Regions from separate parts of the Homo sapiens genome. Here all the other regions are linked to region 6. A link is a contact called in ENCODE Hi-C or POLR2A ChIA-PET data. All regions are on one chromosome and are shown on one strand. Each heading gives the region's core, a stretch centred on a gene start or an enhancer-like site at or near the end of the contact. The rest is flanking DNA. Distances are from core to core; before and after follow the strand shown.

Region 1 (3,356 bases), core at 186-2,685, 1.6 Mb after region 6:
ACCAAAGCCCTTATGAAATGCACAGAGGACTACATTGCGTGGAAATTAGTGGACATCCAAGACTGAGTCAAAAAAGTGAATCATTAACAATCAGTCTCTGTGAAGTTTTAGGGATAGTTACCATGTTATTGTTTTCTATTTCCCTTTTTATGCATGCACAAGAGTGAAATATAGAAATCGGTATGTATATAAACCCATATTTTCAATACATGTAAAACAAAAATGCTAAGTGGTAAGGAAAGCATTTGTCACAGATAATTTGCAACCTTTTTTCTTTTTTTTTTTGAAACAGGGTCTTGCTCTGTTGCCCAGGCTGGAGTGCAGTGGCGTGATCTCGGCTCACTGCAACCGTCGGCTCCCGGCTTCAAGCGATTCTCTTATCTCAGCCTCACGAGTAGCTGGGATTACAGGCGCCCGCCACCATGCCTGGCTGTTTTGTATTTTTAGTAGAGACAGAGGTTTCGCCATGTTGGCCAGGCTGGTCTCGAACTCCTGATCTCAGGTAATCTGCCTGACTCGGCCTCCCAAAGTGCTGGGATTACAGGTGTGAGCCACTGCGCCCGGCCTTGTAACCTTTTTTCTTAGCGGGACATAAAATAATGGTGAATTTTCCAACTGATGGAGTCCAGGAAAGGGATAATAGTGAGCAGAGGGGAGATAATCACTGGAATGCCAAGAAGGAAAAATCAACTCGATTTGGCAGATTACTGGGGGAGAGGTAAAGGTGAAGGGGAGGAAATCTAGGATGGTTTCCACGTTTCTGGTCTGGGCAACTGAGTCGATGTGGTAACCTCGACTGGAGCAGGTTTGGGAGGGAGTTCAATTTAGGAAGGCTATGTTGAAAGAAACGAATGAACGAAAGCTTCGTGCTTGCTTTGGTGGGACGGAACCCCGCATCCGGTATCTGGCACCAGGAGCTTGTGGCTGTGTCTCGAGGCTCCTGCACCCTCTCAGAGCGTTAGTTAGAGGCGGGGCGGTGGTGCGGAGCGAGGGCCAGAGCAGGGCACCAGGGCTGGGCGCGCACCAGGAAGCCGCCGCCTCCAGCTGAATGCGCGAGTCCCGGCGCGGGGTGGGGCAGGGGCGGGCACGGTCTTCAGTAACTGCCTAGCGATTGGTTGGGAGGCACCACAAATGCCTAACAAACTGCTGAAGCGCCCTCCGAAGGGACAGACCTCATCTCCACCCCGCCCCGTCCCTCCGCCAGACTGGAGCGCAAACTATGGTCGCATTGATCACTGAAGGATCCTCACAGCAACCGCTCCTTTCCGGAGTCGGATGAGAGGAGAGTTGTGACTGGCAATTGGCAGGGGCGGGGCGGGCTAGGCCTGTAGCGCTGGGCGACCGTCCTGGGCATGGATTGGGCCGCGGGGTTGTCACCGTTATCCGGGAGGCGTGGTCAGCACTAATAAAGGCGGAGGCCGGCGCGGCAGCTGCAGTAAGTTCCAGCGCAGCTAGACCGCGGGGTAGTCGGCGCGAGGCGGAGCTTGGCAGTTCCGTCCACTTCAGCCGCAGCGTCCCTCACCGGGTGTCTCGCCGCAGCCTCCGGAGAGGAACAGACCCTCACTCTCTCTGTCAGAAAAATGTGAGTTGACTCTGGTGTGGGGGCTCGGCACCTCCTTGACAACTCTCGCCCCAAGCTCCCGATTCTGCGGGACGGAAAATGGCGCAATGCAGCAGCTGCAGCAACGCGGGGAACTACCACCGCGCGCCGCTTCCGGACCGGGCCACCCCCAGGGAGGGGGGCCAGCACCCCATTCTCGCACCAGCCACAGCTAGCACCCCACGGGCGGGGCAGGGGCGCAGGGGTCCCACAATCATTGCACCCTCTCCTCTCGTCTGAGTGGCGCCTCATTCTGGTTTTGGTATAGTGGAGACTCGGAGAGGGCGGGGGCTGGGGGTGGTGGATGGAGACAACTGGGCAGGGGACTCGAAAGGTATTTCTGTCATCTGGCTAAATCACTACTCAGCGCCTCAGGAAAGACAGTCATGGGTGCAACTGCCAGTTGGTAACTTATGTTGCCCTACAATCTCTGGATTTGTTTACCCCTCACCCAAAGTGTGATGTCTAGCCCCCCTCATGGCAGTGAGCAAAGCTGCAGAAACTTATCTGCCAGTTCTCTGGCACCAGGTGAGCAGCTCAGAAAGACTCAAGGGGTAGTGGGATAGTGGCCTGTCATCCCAAGCGGCTGTTCATACCAAGGCCATTCGTATAGGAGATGTTTTTCTATCACCGAGTCTTACCAAATAGTTGGAGGAGAAATAGGGAGAGCTGAGCTTTCCCCCTTTCCTCCAACACACACAGTTTAGTCTCCAGCAGTCTTCAACATCACCCCCTTCGCATGATCTTGAGGGAAAACTACGGCTAAACAAACGAAGTACTTCTCTGTCAAGACCTCAATATGTCTAATACAGATTTTTCTTTCTGATTACTACCCTGGCCTGGTCCTAGATGTATTTATGTTGCTTCTCTAAGTGACAAAAAAGGGAAAGATTTACTTGTGTTACATAAGGGTTGTAATTATCCCTAGATATTTTACTGTTGAGTGTTTCCAACTCCCAACAAGTAGTAAGTGAAATTGGCCTTGCAAATACTTCATAGCCATTTCACTTTTTCTTTTTGATTTCTATGGTTTTAACCAGATATGAGTGTTCTATGCATTTTGGGCAAGCCGTAGAATTCCAGTTGTTTTCATTTTGGGGAGGGGGCTTCCAGATAGTATCTACGTGGGATGAACAGAAGGCAACAGAAAAATCGTGGTGGCTAGCGGGGCATCACGAGGTCTCTGACCTTAATCTTGTCATTGGTGCTACCATCCTGGACTGCTTCCAACACTGGCTGCTACCTACTCATTGAATTTTCTGCCTTAAGTCGAGAGCTAGATTGCTTAGCTAGCTCAGTGGCAGGACAAGAGTCTTGTGGCTCCCATGACTTTGTGTCTATCTTTGCTTTACCTCCTTTGCACCTTAGAGGGAAATGGAAAAGTGATTCTTCAAATGGGGAATGAGTCAGGTGTAATCTGCTACCATAGCCTCTCTGAGGAGTTATTCTCTATCTTTTTAGACTAAAAGAAATTCACTTAATCAAGGAGAATGAGCTTCTGGGTATTAGTTCTATTGTAATTAGTCAAATAATTTCCTTTTAGGTGACTTTGTGGTTTCATTTTTGTTGCATTTACTCTTGGACTGCTCCTGTGAAGTATGTTTGGTGAGATTCTGCTTCTGTTTGAGGAGTTCTTACTGTAATTTCTATTCTCCATCAAATTTGAGAGATCTCCCCCCTGCCTGTGGGTGCTTCCTTGGCCGAGAACATCTCATGACTTAGGTTATACTTCTGGGAATTCTTTAGGAGGTGAGTT
Region 2 (3,013 bases), core at 235-2,734, 1.4 Mb after region 6:
CAGTTGAGGTCAGGAGTTCGAGACCAGCCTGGCCAACATGGTGAAACCCCGACTCCACTAAAGATACAAAAAATTAGCCCGGTGTGGTGGCGGGCGACTGTCATCCCAGCTGCTAGGGAGGCTGAGGCAGGAGAATCGCTTGAACCCAGGAGGCAGAGGTTGCAGTGAGCCAAGATGGCGCCAATGCACTCCAGCCTGGGCAACAGGGTGACACTCTGTCTTTAAAAAAAAAAAAAAAAGGTTATTTTTCTCAGCAAGAGGCTCTTACCATTAGTAGGAGAGACCTCAGTTCTGCTTAGAGCTGAGCCCAGGGGGATTCTGGCCAGGTCGGGGTGCACGCTTGTAACAGCATTCACTTGTTCAAACAACATATTCAGCATTTACTATATGCTCAGCAAAGCAACGTATTTCCTTCCATGAGGAACTGACAATCTTGCTGGGGAATCACATGTATGAAATAGTTAAAATATCAATAAAAGGTACGTATTAAATACTATGGGAATTCAGAGGGACCATTACAGGTTGGAGCAATCAGGCAAGGCTTCCTAAAAGGGTTCATATTTAGGTGTTCATAATGAACTATAGTTCATTTATACAACAAGAGTTTACAGACCACTTAACTGCCAGGATATGAGGATACAGCAACGAACAATTCAGTCCTCGCTGTCCTGTAGCCAATATTTTAGTTGGGAGAGGTGGACAGCAAACAATAAATCAGGCAGTAATAAGTGCTATATTTAAGTAAAACAGGGTAAGGGGATAGAGATGTGGGTATGGGCAACAAGAAAAGACCAAAGTAAAGTAAGGGATGTGTCAGAGAGACAGATTTTGATGGCTGGGAGAGTTTCTAACTGGACCTAAGTAGGGACCTCCGAAAAACAAGGATACGTCCTAGTCCTTTCCCGCATATTCAAAGCATTGAGACATTCTTGGGGGTATCAGAAAAAATAATGGTAATTTCCTACATCAGCTTATTCAACATCCAGAGGGAAGAGAAACGGGGTCCCAGCATCTGAAGAACCCACACCTCCTCTCCTACCTTGATGGATAATTCATGAACCTGTCGCGTTTCCACCCCCCCACCTTCCCCAGATGTCCCTTCCGGAAGCTCAGGGCCGGAGTCCTCCGGTTTCAGCTTTTGCCCCTAGCGGAACCCGCCTTCACTTCCGCTATAGCGTCACATCCCCTCTTCCCAGTCGCTGGGCAGAAGCTATTTCCGCCCCGAGTTATCGTAACTTCTGCCCTGAATATCTCGCAGCGCTAGCGGCGCCGGAAGTGTTCCAGCCACTCCCGGAAGTGACTCGGCTTCTGCACGCCCCTCTTTCTCCATTAGCGCCCCCCCTACATTGCTATTTCCCTCCCTCCCCCCTTTTCGTTTCCGGCGCTCCCGCCTTCTCTCCGCAGAGCTCTTCTCTGAGCCTGTTGGGGGGAGGGAGGGGGGCGTGGAGGAACTGGGGTTCGCGGGAGCACGAGCTGCAGCACCACTTCCGGGTGAGTGCAAGGGGAGGGCAGCAAGGAGGGGGGGCCACCCACTACCTCGCGCCCCCGCCCTGCGGGTGTCTCGCGCGCGTTCCGTGCGTGTGAGTGTGTGGGTCTGTCTCGCTCCAGAAGTGCGTGCCCGCGCGCTGCGCCTTGCGCTTTTTCCCCTCCCTCGCCCCTTCCTGGTCCTCCCACCCTCCTCGGCTCCCTCCTTTCCCAGCAAACGCCGCCCCTCCCGCGCCCTGGCTCAGGCTCTGGCGCCGCCGCAGCCGTCGCCGCCCGGTGAGTCTCGCGCCGCTACAGCCGGCGCGCGCCAAGCTGCTTGCTCCTCCCCCCTCCCCTTTTCCTTGGGCAGGCGGGGAAGGGGGGGTCCACGATGTGACTGTGTGTGTGTCCGTCCCGGAACCGGAAGTGGTTGTGGAGGAGCGGGCGATGGGAAGGAATGGGGGGGTTTAGGGGGCGGGTGCCTGTCTGGTGGGTGGCAGAGTTCAGCTCCCTGGAGGGGAAGGAGGGACGTCCCAAGGAAGGGTCTTTGAGAAAGGGGTAGGGGACGACATCAGGAGAAGGCTCCCAGGAACTGTCTCAGGGGAGCGAAGGTTTTGAGGGGACAGCTGGGGTCTCCAGTAGATAGACCACGGTGCAGGCTGAGGGAGGTACTTCTTGGCACAAGGCCTCGGGTAGGCAGGGGGCGAAGTCCTCGAAGAAGTGGGGGGAAGGCTAGAGGAAGTGGCTGGGCCTGAACTGGCACTGTGCCTGCCACAAGGTCTTGTGCATCCCCCAGCCCTCAGCTTTGCCTTCTGAAGCCACTCCTCAGGGGCACAGACCCTCCTCCTCCTCCATCTCTAATGTTCTCTGACCCCTGGTTACCTGTGGCCTGGGAACGAACAAGGACCAGTCTCTGAGCCTAGGAGTGAAACCCAAACGCTGGTGATAGAATTCGTCTTAGTTTCTGGGAATTGGATTTATTTCTCTTGTATCCACGTAGAGGGTAGCACTAGACTGCTGTTATTATATCCACCCGTCTTTGGATTGCTGGCTGGGGGGTCTGCCTGCCTTCCAGACTGACTGCTGACAAATAATTCCTGAGGTTCTCCACAGTTCTCTGGTGGCTGCACCCTGCCTGGCCCCTGTAACCTAGACAATTTGTTTACAGAAAGTTCAGGAGCCCTGGAAAGGAGAAGGAATAAGACGGCAGGAGGAAGAGAGAGAGAGGGTAAGATGATTTTTGGGTTAATGGCTTTTCTGGTTTTGGGGGAGAAGGGGTCACAACCAAATGGGGCGTGTGTGTGTTTCACAATGTGATAGAATACTTAAAGTAATAGCAATTGTAATGCTGAGATTGTTGTGGAGAGAAATCAGTTTTTTTCTATTATCTCTTGAGGGTCAGGAAGTTTTTGTGTAAAAAGTTGGCGCTATCCCCCATCACTTTCCATTCCTACTAATGCTCATCAGGAATGAAATATGAAATGCTCAGGTGAAGCCACTGAATAGTGTTGCCTTGTGTCCAAAGGGGAAATCTTTATTCTGCTTTGGG
Region 3 (3,364 bases), core at 448-2,947, 1.2 Mb after region 6:
ATGCAATAGATACTAATGTGATCTCTGTCTTACAGAGGAAGAAACAGGCACAGGGAGGTTCAGTAATTTGCCCAAGGTCATACACACACTGGCCTTCAGGTATTCATGCCCGGGGAGTCTGGTCCCACAGCTGGCATGTTTGCCATTATATTATATTGCCTCCTTATAGTGTCGGCACTCATTAAGCACATTGACAGCTATGCTTGGTGAGTGACTACTATGTACCCAGCTCTGTGCTACATGCTTTACCTGGATTATTTCAACTGCACAACAACCCTGTGAGGTAACTACCATCATTGCTCCTATTTTACATAACAGAAAACTACAGAAATCTGGGGCTGGGCGTAGTGGCTCATGCCTGAAATCCCAGCACTTTGGGAGACCCTGTCTCTAAAAAAAATTTTTTTTTGGCCGGACGTGGTGGCTCACACCTGTAATCTCAGCACTTTGGGAGGCTAAGGCAGGCAGATCACAAGGTCAGGAGTTCTAGACCAGCCTGGCCAACATGGCAAAACCCTGTGTCTACTAAAAATACAAAAAATAGCTAGGCGTGGTGGCAGGTGCCTGTAATCCCAGCTACTCAGGAGGCTGAGGCAGGAGAATCCCCTGAACCTGGGAGATGGAGGTTACAGAGAGCCGAGATCGTGCCGCTGCACTCCAGCCTGGGCAACAAGAGCAAGACTCTGTCTCGAAAAAAATAAAAATAAAAATAAAAATATTTTTTTAAAAATTAGCTGGGTGTGGTAGCACATGCCTGTAGTCCCAGCTACTTGGGAGGCTGAGGTAGGAGGATCACTTGAGCCCAGGAGGTCAAGGCTGCAGTGGGCTGTGATGGCGCCACTGCACTCTAGCCTTGGTGACAGCAAGACCCTGTCTCAAAAAAAAAAAAAAGAGAAATCGGGCAACTTCCCCAAGATCGCGCAGTTAACTAGTGGCATAGCTTCACTCAAACTCGAAGTCTTAATCAGGACACTCTACCAAATGAGATCAACGGCTCAGTAATGGATTGGCATCCAGTATGAAGACTGGACCAGCAGGGAGAACTATGATGCGTACAGCCTAGAGCCTGAAGCAGATTTCACAGCCTCAGAGGTGGCACAGGCTGACTCACAACCCGGGGCAGAAAGGGACCAGCCCAGAAACAGTGACCCAGAATCACAGGGAAGTAGAAATGGGATTCGGCACAATGAAGCCCCTCCTTGACCCCATGCTCCTTACCCTCAGGGGCGCAGGAGTTAGTCGCTCAGGCGGCTCAAAGGTCTTGACGGTGGAGAACACCATCCCCAGGGATTCCCGACGCGGTGATGCCATCAAAGCGTTAATTCTGAGATGGGCCTGCCCGGGTGCGGACTCTGCCGCAGCAAGAGAAGGGTTAACTGCCCCGGGCCTTCGCCGTGGGGGCGGGGCCTCGGGGAGGGTCACAGCCCGGGACTGAGACCCGAGGTTAACCGCCCGGGGTGGGCTCCACGGGGGCGGGGCATGCTCTCCGCGGCTGCTGCCGGTATAGAGCGGTAACTGCCCAGGAGGGGGCGGGGCCCCACAGGGGCGTGGCCTCGGAGCTGCACGGCCGTGGGCGGCGATGAGAGGGTTAAGCCCCAGAGGGCCCTGGAGGGGCGGGGCCGCGGGACGGGCTCGGCCCAAGGGAGGAGCTGGGGGCGGAAGCGGCCGGCGGTCTGCGCCCTGCGCGCCTCGGCTTCTTTCCGCCCGGCTCCTTCAGAGGCCCGGCGACCTCCAGGGCTGGGAAGTCAACCGAGGTTCGGGGGCAGCGGCGAGGGCTCCGGGCGAGTAAGGGGGATGGTCCATGCTGAGGCCCAAATGGGGCGAACTCGCGAGAGTCTCTGGCGACCTGGATCAGATGGGGCGAGGGCAGATGAAGGGCCCAGGAGCTTTGGGGCAGCGAGGAGGGAGGAGCGGGCCCGTTGGCAAACTTGGGTGAAAGGATGGGGTACCTGGGTGACGAGCCCCCGCCAGGATTCTGCTCTTCACGCCCCTTTTCTCCCAGCTCCCTTCCAGGTCAATCCAAACTGGAGCTCAACTTTCAGAAGAGAAAGACGCCCCAGCAAGCCTCTTTCGGGGAGTCCTCTAGCTCCTCACCTCCATGGGCCAGACAGCTCTGGCAGGGGGCAGCAGCAGCACCCCCACGCCACAGGCCCTGTACCCTGACCTCTCCTGTCCCGAGGGCTTGGAAGAGCTGCTGTCTGCACCCCCTCCTGACCTGGGGGCCCAGCGGCGCCACGGTTGGAACCCCAAAGACTGTTCAGAGAACATCGAGGTCAAGGAAGGAGGGTTGTACTTTGAGCGGCGGCCCGTGGCCCAGAGCACTGATGGGGCCCGGGGTAAGAGGGGCTATTCAAGGGGCCTGCACGCCTGGGAGATCAGCTGGCCCCTAGAGCAGAGGGGCACGCATGCCGTGGTGGGCGTGGCCACGGCCCTCGCCCCGCTGCAGACTGACCACTACGCGGCGCTGCTGGGCAGCAACAGCGAGTCGTGGGGCTGGGACATCGGGCGGGGGAAGCTGTACCATCAGAGCAAGGGGCCCGGAGCCCCCCAGTATCCAGCGGGAACTCAGGGTGAGCAGCTGGAGGTGCCAGAGAGACTGCTGGTGGTTCTGGACATGGAGGAGGGAACTCTGGGCTACGCTATTGGGGGCACCTACCTGGGGCCAGCATTCCGCGGACTGAAGGGCAGGACCCTCTATCCGGCAGTAAGCGCTGTCTGGGGCCAGTGCCAGGTCCGCATCCGCTACCTGGGCGAAAGGAGAGGTGAGGCCTGGGGCAGACGTGGGGAGAACTTTCTGTCCCTGGTGGCAGTGGTTTGGGATGGAAACTCTTCTGACAAGAGCAGAGGGGATGGACCTTCATCCAGCCTGCCTCAACCTCTGTTCAGTGCTGGGAAAGGCTAGGGGTCTTCACAGCTGTTATTTAATTTAACCCAACAGCAATAGAGGTGAAACAGGCTTGAGAAAGCAACTTTCTCAAGTTCTCTTGGCCAGTAAATGGTGAACCTTCAGAATGGAGGGAGGAACTGCAGGGATGAGAGAATTCAGGAGATATCAACCCCTGAGCAAGAGGTGCAAAGCGTTAGGTACTGGGTTTGATGTACAGGTCCAAAAGAAGGATGGGCAGAGCCAGGTACCCAGGCTGTATACCGGATTCCCTGGGCTCTAACCTGTCTCTGTGCCACATACCTACTTCCTTCCTCAGCCACACCTCTGGATGGAGACACTGGGGCCCTGGGCACCAGGGAGGAGAGCAGTGGAGGAGGCAGGGCCTTAGGGTGGGGCAGCAGGGGAGGAGCCTCCCCAGGAACTGACTGGGTCCAGGGCTTGGAGCTGCTCTCTGCAGTTGTGTGGGCTGTAGAGTGG
Region 4 (3,377 bases), core at 564-3,063, 1.1 Mb after region 6:
AGGCTCAAGTGATCCTCCCACCTTAGCTTCCTGAGTAGCTGGGACTACAGGCATGTTCCACCATGCTCATCTAAATTTTATTTTATTTTTTTTGTAGAGACAGGGTCTATGTTGCCCAGGCTGGTCTCCAACTCCTGGGCTCAAGCAATCTTCCCACCTCAACCTCCCTAAGTACTAGGATTACAGGCATGAACCACTGTGCCCGGCCAATATAAGGCATGCAAAACTATACTAATTTTCCTTTCTGGATATATGCTGTATGTAAAGTATTAAAATAGGCATGGGATTGATAAATACCAAAGTCAGCAAAGTGGTGACCTCTGAGAAAGGAAGGAGGGAAATGCCCTCAGGAAGGGATATACCGGCTTTTCAAATGTATAGGTGATGTTTGTTTCTTAACCTGGAGAAGTTATATTATCCTCTACTTTTCCGTGTGAATGAAATATTTTGTTTTTTAAAATCTTGCCCAAAATGGGAGTAGGGGTAGGGAATTTGACAGACCTAGGTTTAAATTCTGTCTGCCGCTTACTTGTAAAGGAACTTACCCAGTTTCTTAATTTCTCCAAGCCTCTGTGTCTGTAAGAGGACATCATCATAATAAATATTCTATTGCGCAGCCAAAGCAAGTGAAATAATACGGATGAAAGTGCTTTATAAAGTGCAAGTGCTACAGAAGTATAAGCTGTAATTTTACAAGAATGCGCCACAAATTATTGTAACTAAGAGTTATTGCAAGAAACTCTTAGCATTCCTTTGTTACATACTCTCACAGAACCTTGACCCTTTCCTTCAGAGCACTTACCTTCTCTTGCAATAACACGTTAATTGATGCTATTATTTGTGCATCCTCCCACTCCGTGGCTCTGGGCTCCTGATTCTATTCCCAAGCCCAGCACAGTCCCTGGCATATGGTAAGTGCTCGACAGATTTTTTTTTTTTTTTTTTTGGCGTAATCTTAACAGGATTACCTGTAGGAAGTGAGAATGAAAAGCAGGGAGGGGAAACAGGACTCTTCTGTTTTACATTTCTATACTGTTATAACTTTTATCATAAACATGTATTACTCAGTGCAAAATTATTTGAATTTTTAATTAAAATAATAAGTGTTAAATAGGCATATCTTAATTTCATCGCCTCTAGGGGGAAGGTCATGTTTTACTACAGGAAACTGCATGGAAAAGGGATCCATGAAATAAAAGGAGCAGACAATGTCTGTTCCTGGGGCACTGGGCTTTCCGCTGAACCTCCGGGAGTGAAGGCGACGAGTCTAACAACCTAAGAATTTAAGAACGGGCCGGGAGGCGCCGTTAGGGGGCGCGCGAAAGGCGGCGCGGGCGTTCCCGCCTCCCCGTTACATGCCCCAGTAACCCCAGCGCCGGCGACCGGGAGTAACCTCGCGCGCGGGCGGCCCCCCCGCGTCCAGACTCTCGCCTGCTCCCGCCTCAGCCAATGGGAAGGCAGCGAACCGGCCGGCCGGACGGTCGCCCCGGAGGGCTCCTCCTGGGAGCATTTCGAACGGAGTTGAACTGTCGCCGGGCCACGGGCTCAGACCTTTCCAATGGCAGCTCTGGGTCCCGACGCCAAGCCCCGCCCAGCCCTGAGCCTCCCCGTGTGCATTCTCGGCAGGAGTCACCTTTGCCTTACAAACCTTCAGACCCGCCCTCTTCCTACCTTGCCGCGCTAGGCCCCGCCCTCTGCGCAGGTCGGCCAATAACGGGGTGAGCTGGCGCCGCGGGGCGGGCCTCCAGCCAATGCGCACGCCGTGGGCGGGCCCCGAGCCGGAATTGGGGGTGAAGCGATAGCGTTTTGCCCGCATTCGGGGCGCGCGGAGCTGGGGGGTCCCTGTGGGGCTCCCGGAGTTAAGATGGCGTCCTCAGCGGAGGGGGACGAGGGGACTGTGGTGGCGCTGGCGGGGGTTCTGCAGTCGGGTTTCCAGGAGCTGAGCCTTAACAAGTTGGCGACGTCCCTGGGCGCGTCAGAACAGGCGCTGCGGCTGATCATCTCCATCTTCCTGGGTAAGGACCCTCCTGCCTCCCTCCGCCCCTCGCGGAGTCCCCGGGGAGTAGGGGAGGAATGGGGACAGGACCTCCCTCTCTTCCCGGAGCCACCCGGGAGGGCTGTGCCGGGTGCGGGTGTGAATCCTGAAGCACACCAACAGCTACTGAGGGAAGACAGAAGTCCTGTCTCGAGTCTGGGGCGCTGTGCCCTCTGAACCTCTTCATCTTTCTCTTCAACCCCTGCCATGCCCTCTGGCCTCTCAGTCGGGCCCCCGCCCTCTTGTGCCAGGCTCTACCCTTGCTCCCACGACCTGTCTTTATTTGTCGCTCTGTTGAGTTCCACTGTCTGGCCATGTGTCCTGCTCTGTCATTAATAACCACCCCGCACACGCGCGCATCTCATCGGTAGGCATAGGGCCCCTAACTTTAGCCCTTTCGGCCTTTTCAGCCCCATATTCCATATTTCATATTCTGAGCGCCTGTTTTGCTTATTGCCAGCTTATATTATACTTTCGTCTCTTTTCTGTCCCAGTCCTACTATTTTCTTTTTATACCATGTTGCTTTTTTTATTTTCCAAGCCACCTACCTGTCATTTACCCTGGAATATCATTTTAATGCTGGACTTGGGAAACAGGACTAACAACCTCCTTAAAATCGATCCATACTATTCCAAGCGTTTATTACACGTGTGGTTCAAAGGATGTGGTGTATCTGAATTTATGCCACAACAAGCTGTATTACAACTGGTTTATAGGCTTTTTTACCGCATCCTCACTCCATGGTTTAATACATGGAGGTAGCATAGTACAATGGAAAAAAGTATGGGTTTTGAAGGCAAACAAATCAGATCCAGCCTTGTTGCTGCTCACAAACTGAAGGACCCTACGCAGGCCGCAAAACCCTCTGGGCCTAATTTCCTTATCTATGAAATGAGGACAACAGTGCCTACCACATAGGATTGCCATAAAGTCCTGTAGAAGGGCCAAGATTGGGAAGTACCTGTACATATATATACATAAAATTTAAGCAGTTGGAACGTTTTATGAAGGTTATAGAACTTTAGGAGCGGGTGAGTGGGAAGGATTAAGCAAAAGCTGTAAGTGGTGATAAGGAAACAGGACTGGGGCTAGAGCAGAGGGTTAGAGGTCTGAACCATGAGAAGTTTGAGATAAAGTTGGGCAGGTGTGGAAAGCCTTAAATGCCAGAGAGAAGTTTGGCGTTTATCCAGTATTCAGTAGAAACACTGATATATAATATCACCAGAGGGTGTTAACCCAATCTAGATAATGGGATAGGCATTAATTCATATTTAAACAACCTTGCCTAATAGCATTGTTACTTTCCTATTACATATCAAACCAAGATCTTCCTTTCTTCCA
Region 5 (2,922 bases), core at 248-2,747, 1.2 Mb after region 6:
GTTACTAAGGAGAGAGACAGGAGTGAATAAAAGTGTAAAGAGGGACCCACTGACTTCTACCACCTGCTGGTAATTTAAGAAAAACCTTTCCCTCCTGGGAAGAATGTGGGAGCTCTGAAGTGATTAAACTCCTCTGTTGGAAATTAAAGATGCTGATTTCACCAAGGATTGGGAACCCCGGAGCTCTGCTCCGCGCAGTGCTCTTTTACCTCTGCCAAAGCCAGACTTCAGAGAAGCAGCACATTGTCTGAGGCCCAGATCAAAGCCTAGCAAACCAAGCAAACCACAAATCACAGTGATGATCCTGAACTGGGCCTCACATCATGCTGTTCTACTCAGTACTGGTGATGCAGTAATGAAGGCTTTCCACTCTGACTTGCAGTTTTCAGGCCATGAGCTGGTTCTGGCAGAATACACTGGGCAGGGCACAGCAGCTTGAGGGGAGGGGTGGTGAGGGGGGCGGATCCCAACCAAGCTGCTGCCTTCTCAGTTCAGGCCCCAAAGGGCCTCCGCTTGAGGGTGACATAGGGAAGGCAGAACTGCAGGAAGGGAGGTACCAGGTGGAGCCTGCAAAACGTGAAGCATGGTGTGGGAGGTGGCTTTGTGTAACTAGCCAAGAGTGGGAGCGGGATGGGAAAGAGGCCTTAGCATCCTCCGAGAAAGAAACCACCTCTCTAGGAATACTTTAAAAGGGGTTATCTCAGCTGTCTGTGATAGGCTGGGGGGCGGGGGGAAGGGTGGGGGCTGCGGCCATTGCTCACTTCAAAGGAGAAACGACTAGAGCTTTCCTCTCCTCTTTCCTCCCCTCCCCGCCCCCTGTCTGTTTTAACCACGGGGTGGAGGCTCTCTGCCTTTCTCAGAATCGGACTTCTTGAGAGTCCACTCCCAGACTATTAACCGCCTAGGAACTGCGGTCCCCACCCCCCAACTCCAACCCCGGCCGAGAACAGTGGGGAGTCGTCCCCATCACTCCTACACGAGACTACAAAACCCGGAGAGCCGTGCGCGGCAGACAAGGCCGACTGCCAGGTTTTCTCAAGGGTCCACTTGGGGGATGTAGTCCGACGGTCGGGCTGCGCCCCTAGCTTAGAACGGCAACGAAGGCAGTGAGTGACTACAATGCCCACAGTGCTCCACGAAGCGGGGAGCCGGAGAGGTGAGCGCGGCGGCTTCCGGGGACGGTAGTCACACGACAGCCGCAGTTAATGAAAGGCAACGGCAGAGTGGAGCGTGGGAGACTACAAGTCCCATGGTGCATCGCAGGGAGGCGGTAGCCCAAGCCTTGCAGGCCCCAGCGGAATGACCAGGGCGATGGAAGGAAGTCGTGCTCGTTGCGGGCGTGGGGAATGGGCTTACCGGCGTGTCGAAGGAGAAGGCGCACTCGTCTTTGTGGACCCGGTCTCCAGCCTTAGGGACCCGGATCGTCGGTAATACTGACAGCAGCGCCTCCTCACTCAGCTCCGCCATGACACCGGCAGCAGCTTCTCCACACACGGCGGCTCCCACCGTTCCCAGTCCCCTCCCCTGCCCCTCCCGTCCAATGAGCGCCACTCGTTAGGGGCATGCGCCGCGGAGACGACGCGCGAGAATGGCAGTTGGACGGAGCCTGCCTGCCGGTGCTCCGCCCCTGCCCCGCGCTTGACTGACGCCAATGAGAAGCGCTCCTAAGGCAATTGATGGTTGAAAGAACCAATCCCACTCCTCCAGGGCGGGAGCGCACGTAGAGCAGCTAGGTGGGCTTCGGGGTTGCAGCTGCTGCGGCTCCGCAGCTGCTCCGGCTCCGGGACCCTTAGAGTCCATTCGCGTGCCTTCTATTGAAGAGCAGGAACTGACGGTTGTTTTAGGCCTCTCAATTCCAGAAAGTTTCCTGGGGACCTGTCCGGTCGGAAAGTCGAGGGACAGTTGTCTTGGTATTTGTAAAGGGGGTATCCAGTGAGGCGGAGCTTGAGGGGGTTGTGTCGAGTGACTGATACAGCTGTCAACCAATAAAGCTACTATCGCTCGCCTCAGGAAAACCATCACAACTCCAGCTGGATGTGCGCATAATAGTGTAATCACTCATGATTCTATTTTGTTTAATAATTCGTTCTTGAGACTAGACGTCTCGAAAGCGAAGACTGGCACTCCTCAGCCTGCCACGGACGGCTCGCAGGCCGATACTGAACAGAAGTACCCTTATCAAGGAGGCGTCACCCCTGGGCAAGCCTAGCATCAGTCCATTGACACCTACAGTCACCATGATAGACGTTCTCCCAGACCAACAGCTTCCTTTGGCTCGAGGCGGGTCTTACGTGGAGGGCCTATGGGAACTACGTCGGCTCAGCCAATAGGGTCAGGGCAGGGGGCGTGGCGGGAAGTTTGAAACTGGTAACTTCGGGAGTTGAGCCACGAGCTGTTGTGCATCCAGAGGTGGAATTGGGGCCCGGTAAGTGATTTGAATAATTTAATAAATAAGTTAGAGGGCTCAGCAGGCCCAGAACGAGCCATTTTGTCAGCTGCAGCAGTCATTAACTCCGCAGAGGCCTCTGGTCCCTCGCCAGGAAGTTTCTTCACTGGAAACTGGGAAGACAGGGTGGTTTAGGGTTGAAGGTCCGACGTGGAAGAGATAAGGGCTGAGACCTGAGTCACTTCTCACAGGCATTCCCTCCTCGTCCCGGGCTGGCCCTTGCCCCCACCCTGCAACTCCTGGTTGAGATGGGCTCAGCCAAGAGCGTCCCAGTCACACCAGCGCGGCCTCCGCCGCACAACAAGCATCTGGCTCGAGTGGCGGACCCCCGTTCACCTAGTGCTGGCATCCTGCGCACTCCCATCCAGGTACTCTGGGCCAGCGTGGGAAAGGCAGAGAATGTCTGAATTCTTGGGTCTCTTCCTAACCTGATTTTGAGAGAGCCGTCATGACCCCACCCTTATCCTAGCCTTATT
Region 6 (3,308 bases), core at 511-3,010:
GCAGTGGCCCACACCTGTAATTTCAACACTTTGGGAGGCTGTGGCAGGAGAATCACTTAAGGCCAGGAGTTCGAGACCAGCCTGGGAAATATATCAAGATCCTGTCTACACAAAAAAATTTAAAAATTAGCCAGGCATTGTGAGGCAATGCCTGTAGCCCTAGCAACTTGGGAGGCTGAGGTAGGAGGATCCCTTGTGCCCAGGAGTACACAGCTGCCGTGAGCTGTGATTGCACCACTTGCACTCCAGCCTGGATGATAGAACGAGACCCTGCCTCTCTAACAAAAAAAAAAAAAAAAAAAAACGACGGCTGGGCGTGGTGTCACGCCTGTAATCCCAGTACTATGGGAGGCCAAGGTGGGCAGATCACAAGGTCAGGAGTTCAAGACCAGCCTGGCCAACTTGGTGAAACCCCATCTCTACTCAAAATACAAAAATTAGCCAGGTGTGGTGGTGCATGCGTGTAATCCCAACTATTCAGGAAGCTGAAGCAGGAGAATCGCTTGAACCCAGGAGGCGGAGGTTGCAGTGAGCTGAGATTGAGCCATTGCGCTCCGGCCTGGGCAACAAAGTGAGACTACATCTCAAAAAAAAAAAAAAAAAAAAAAAAAAGAACAAACAAATAGTATTTGTAACTGCTTTATTGCATTTCCTACATTCTTTCACATCCATTATATGATTTAATTTTACTCTCCCAAAAACCCTTGTTAAGCACATTATAAGAGCGCAGGTATCATCACTAACAGGTTTTTTTTTCTATTTTACAGATGAGAAAATTGAGGCTTGGAAAGGGCTCACACTCATATGGTTTAACATGAAGCCCAGTGAACTGTCTTTCAACTACATAATGTCCTATAGCATCCTCAGAACCTCACAGTCATTGGATTACAAGGTAGGTAGTTAGGCCCAACAGAGAAAAATGCTGCCTCAACTTTGGAGGGAAAAGGTGTAGGAGAGGTTAAGAAGGGAGGTAGGGAAGGAAGACAGAAAATACTATATAATCATCAAGAAAATACAATGAGAAGAAACAGAATGAACAACCGTTGTAAAGCTTATGATCATAACCTTTGCTCACTGGTAAAACTGCTGAAGGAAAAACCGAATGGTGGATGATGACAGTTGGTGACGAAATTGACAACAGTACAAAAAATAAATCAGATAATCCAGAGTGGCAAGCAACACGATTACCCATAAATGTGCATGGGGAACTGGAAAGGTGTGTGTGTGTGTGTGTGTGTGTGTGTGTGTGTGTGTGTGTGAGAGAGAGAGAGAGAGAAAGGATGAGGATGATAAGCTGAAGGACGCAGGGAAGAGCGAATGAAAGGGGACTGGCAATGGAGCAAGCACGACTGAAAGTGCATGATGGGGAGCAGATGGGTGCCCCAGGGGATTACGGGAGAGGCAGAGTGGAATAACGCAGAGTGGTAATTTAATAAAAAACAAAACAAAAAAAAAAACGGCAGAAATATGGTGATGACAGTCCAGAGTGGAGATGGAGCAGGTGGTCAGGGAGATGACAACCCAGGTAGGGAGGCTAGCAAGGTGACAATACAGAGGTAGTAGTGGCAGGGACGGACAGCGTGCTAGCTGAGAAGGAAGCTGTCATCTGCGACAGAGTACGCGTGTGCGGCAGCGCCTCGGGGTTAGTACCTGTAACCGCGGTTGGAGGCCCGGGGCGGAATCCGGTAGACGCTGACGTCTGGCTTCACACACAGCACAGACTCGTACTCCAACTCGGTCGCCATCTTGGGTCCGCTGTCGGCGCTGCCGGGGGCGAAACGTAAGACCGGAGGCGGAGCACGGGAGGCGGAGATGCAAAGCGCGACAACTTCTGTTGCGTCACTTCCGCGCGAGTTCAAGTTAGTTTCTGAGATTAACCTTTTCGGTGACGCGGGGAGCCATATTGAAACCTGGAAACGATGAGGCTGCACGGCTCACCGTCTTGGATAATGGCAAAGATGGCCTGCAAGTGCGTGACTCTCGTTATGGAAATCTCTGTCCTGGAGAGGTGCTTACGAAAAGCGCCATCTTACTCTAGGCAGGTGCCTGGAGTGTCCTACGAGGACGAGGACCATATTGAATCGTGACGGATTTTCTTACAGGAGTCACTTCCTAACTGTAGTCTCCTGGCAGAAAAGAGGCAACCTCCAGCCGGTAGTCCCAGACGAGGTACCTGCAGAGAATGATGTATGATCTGGTCATAGACACCGTGGATTTCAACTCTCCAGAGTCTAAACGCTGAAAACACCCAACTTGATTTAGTGCCTTACACTCTTTATCTCCGATTTTTCAGGACGACACCTGTTAAAATGTTTTGCCACACTTTCGGCGTGTATTCCGATTATCTTTTTGGAAAATTTGATCCTGTTAAATAGACTATACGTGGGATCAACCCAATTCCTGATAAAATCGGAAGCATAATGAACTATCTAATGGCCTATATTAGCTCCCAGTTCTATTATAATGATAAATGCTACCGAACTCTCACCATAAATATGCTTTTTCTGCGCCCCAAAGGTAAACTTAACCACAACACCCTGACAGTACAGATAGCAAGTGGCAAAACTGAGACAGAAACTCAAGCCTGCCTCATTACAACAGCAGCAGTCTTCACCGCTGCTGGAGCTGGCAAGGTCACCAAGTCTGCCCAGAAAGCTCAGAAGGCTAGATGAATATCATCCCTAATACCTGCCACCCCACTCTTAATCAGTGGTGGAAGAACGGTCTCAGAACTGTTTGTTTCAACTGGCCATTTAAGTTCAGTAGTAAAAGACTGGTTAATGAAAACAATGCATCGTAAAACCTTCAGAAGGAAAGGAGAATGTTTTGTGGACCACTGGTTTTCTTCTTCAGAAGGAAAGGAGAATGTTTTGTGGACCACTGGTTTTCTTTTTTGCGTGTGGCAGTTTTAAGTTATTAGTTTTTTAAATCAGTACTTTTTAATGGAAACATCCAAAAATTTGTCACAGAATTTTGAGACCCATTAAAAAAGTTTAATGAGAAAAAAAAAAAAAGCAAACCTGCCTCTAATTTGTCTGCTCCACCTTGGAAAGTGATATCTTAAATTTCAAAAAGAATTACCACATTTATCCCTGGCGAGGACGTGAGGAACAGTCTAATCTCATACACTGTTGGCAGGAATGTAAATTGGCACGGCATTTTTAAAAGGGAAATTAACAGAATTTATCAAAATATTAATTGGACGTAATCTTCAATTTAGCAGTTTCACTAATAAATATTGTAGAGAAATCCTTATATGCACAAAAAAGTATGTACAATAATACTACAGCATTGTTTGTAATAGTGAA

What was found. A loop is a pair of places that touch in the nucleus more often than their neighbours do. ChIA-PET counts read pairs that join two places held with the same protein, here RNA polymerase II (POLR2A). Pooled maps may share reads with other maps.
Region 1: a map with no recorded cell type shows a loop between it and region 6 (6-fold over the local background). The contact joins the promoter of VAMP1 here to the promoter of NECAP1 in region 6. A Hi-C loop is called at or near these places in 1 of 37 single-sample maps with no recorded cell type and 2 of 50 pooled maps. POLR2A ChIA-PET finds 5 or more read pairs at or near these places in 1 of 52 experiments (naive thymus-derived CD4-positive, alpha-beta T cell).
Region 2: a loop to region 6 is called in a map of naive thymus-derived CD4-positive, alpha-beta T cell, with 4 times the contacts of the local background. The contact joins the promoter of ZNF384 here to the promoter of NECAP1 in region 6. A Hi-C loop is called at or near these places in 1 of 168 maps with a recorded cell type or tissue (naive thymus-derived CD4-positive, alpha-beta T cell) and 7 of 50 pooled maps. POLR2A ChIA-PET finds 5 or more read pairs at or near these places in 1 of 52 experiments (HCT116).
Region 3: a pooled map shows a loop between it and region 6 (8-fold over the local background). The contact joins the promoter of SPSB2 here to the promoter of NECAP1 in region 6. A Hi-C loop is called at or near these places in 7 of 50 pooled maps.
Region 4: a pooled map shows a loop between it and region 6 (10-fold over the local background). The contact joins the promoter of LPCAT3 here to the promoter of NECAP1 in region 6. A Hi-C loop is called at or near these places in 1 of 37 single-sample maps with no recorded cell type and 9 of 50 pooled maps. POLR2A ChIA-PET finds 5 or more read pairs at or near these places in 3 of 52 experiments (A549, activated CD4-positive, alpha-beta T cell and activated T-cell).
Region 5: a loop to region 6 is called in a pooled map, with 15 times the contacts of the local background. The contact joins the promoter of USP5 here to the promoter of NECAP1 in region 6. A Hi-C loop is called at or near these places in 7 of 50 pooled maps.

What each region holds. Positions count from the first base shown.
Region 1 is chr12:6,468,756-6,472,111 of GRCh38, reverse strand. It overlaps VAMP1 (vesicle associated membrane protein 1), which reads left to right and starts at 1,435. Exons shown (of 5, transcript NM_014231.5): 1 at 1,435-1,582. The coding sequence starts at 1,581. It also overlaps a transcript of TAPBPL not described here. RefSeq lists silencers at 884-1,143, 1,354-1,403, 1,904-1,953.
Region 2 is chr12:6,687,846-6,690,858 of GRCh38, reverse strand. It overlaps ZNF384 (zinc finger protein 384), which reads left to right and starts at 1,484. Exons shown (of 12, transcript NM_001385745.1): 1 at 1,484-1,761; 2 at 2,633-2,692. RefSeq lists silencers at 1,366-1,445, 1,526-1,635 and an enhancer at 1,006-1,632.
Region 3 is chr12:6,871,636-6,874,999 of GRCh38, reverse strand. It overlaps SPSB2 (splA/ryanodine receptor domain and SOCS box containing 2), which reads left to right and starts at 1,697. Exons shown (of 3, transcript NM_032641.4): 1 at 1,697-1,754; 2 at 2,003-2,762. The coding sequence starts at 2,099. RefSeq lists silencers at 1,288-1,737, 2,918-3,037 and an enhancer at 2,128-2,367.
Region 4 is chr12:7,016,912-7,020,288 of GRCh38, reverse strand. It overlaps LPCAT3 (lysophosphatidylcholine acyltransferase 3), which reads left to right and starts at 1,813. Exons shown (of 13, transcript NM_005768.6): 1 at 1,813-2,015. The coding sequence starts at 1,865. RefSeq lists a silencer at 1,203-1,462.
Region 5 is chr12:6,850,725-6,853,646 of GRCh38, reverse strand. USP5 (ubiquitin specific peptidase 5) reads right to left here and starts at 1,497. Exons shown (of 20, transcript NM_001098536.2): 1 at 1,357-1,497. The coding sequence starts at 1,467. It overlaps CDCA3 (cell division cycle associated 3), which reads left to right and starts at 2,361. Exons shown (of 6, transcript NM_031299.7): 1 at 2,361-2,425; 2 at 2,638-2,814. The coding sequence starts at 2,695. RefSeq lists silencers at 506-555, 1,526-1,635, 2,306-2,355 and enhancers at 836-1,475, 1,746-1,795, 899-1,859, 1,866-2,145.
Region 6 is chr12:8,080,726-8,084,033 of GRCh38, reverse strand. NECAP1 (NECAP endocytosis associated 1) reads right to left here and starts at 1,760. Exons shown (of 8, transcript NM_015509.4): 1 at 1,651-1,760. The coding sequence starts at 1,745. RefSeq lists enhancers at 1,518-1,577, 1,648-1,867, 1,299-2,498.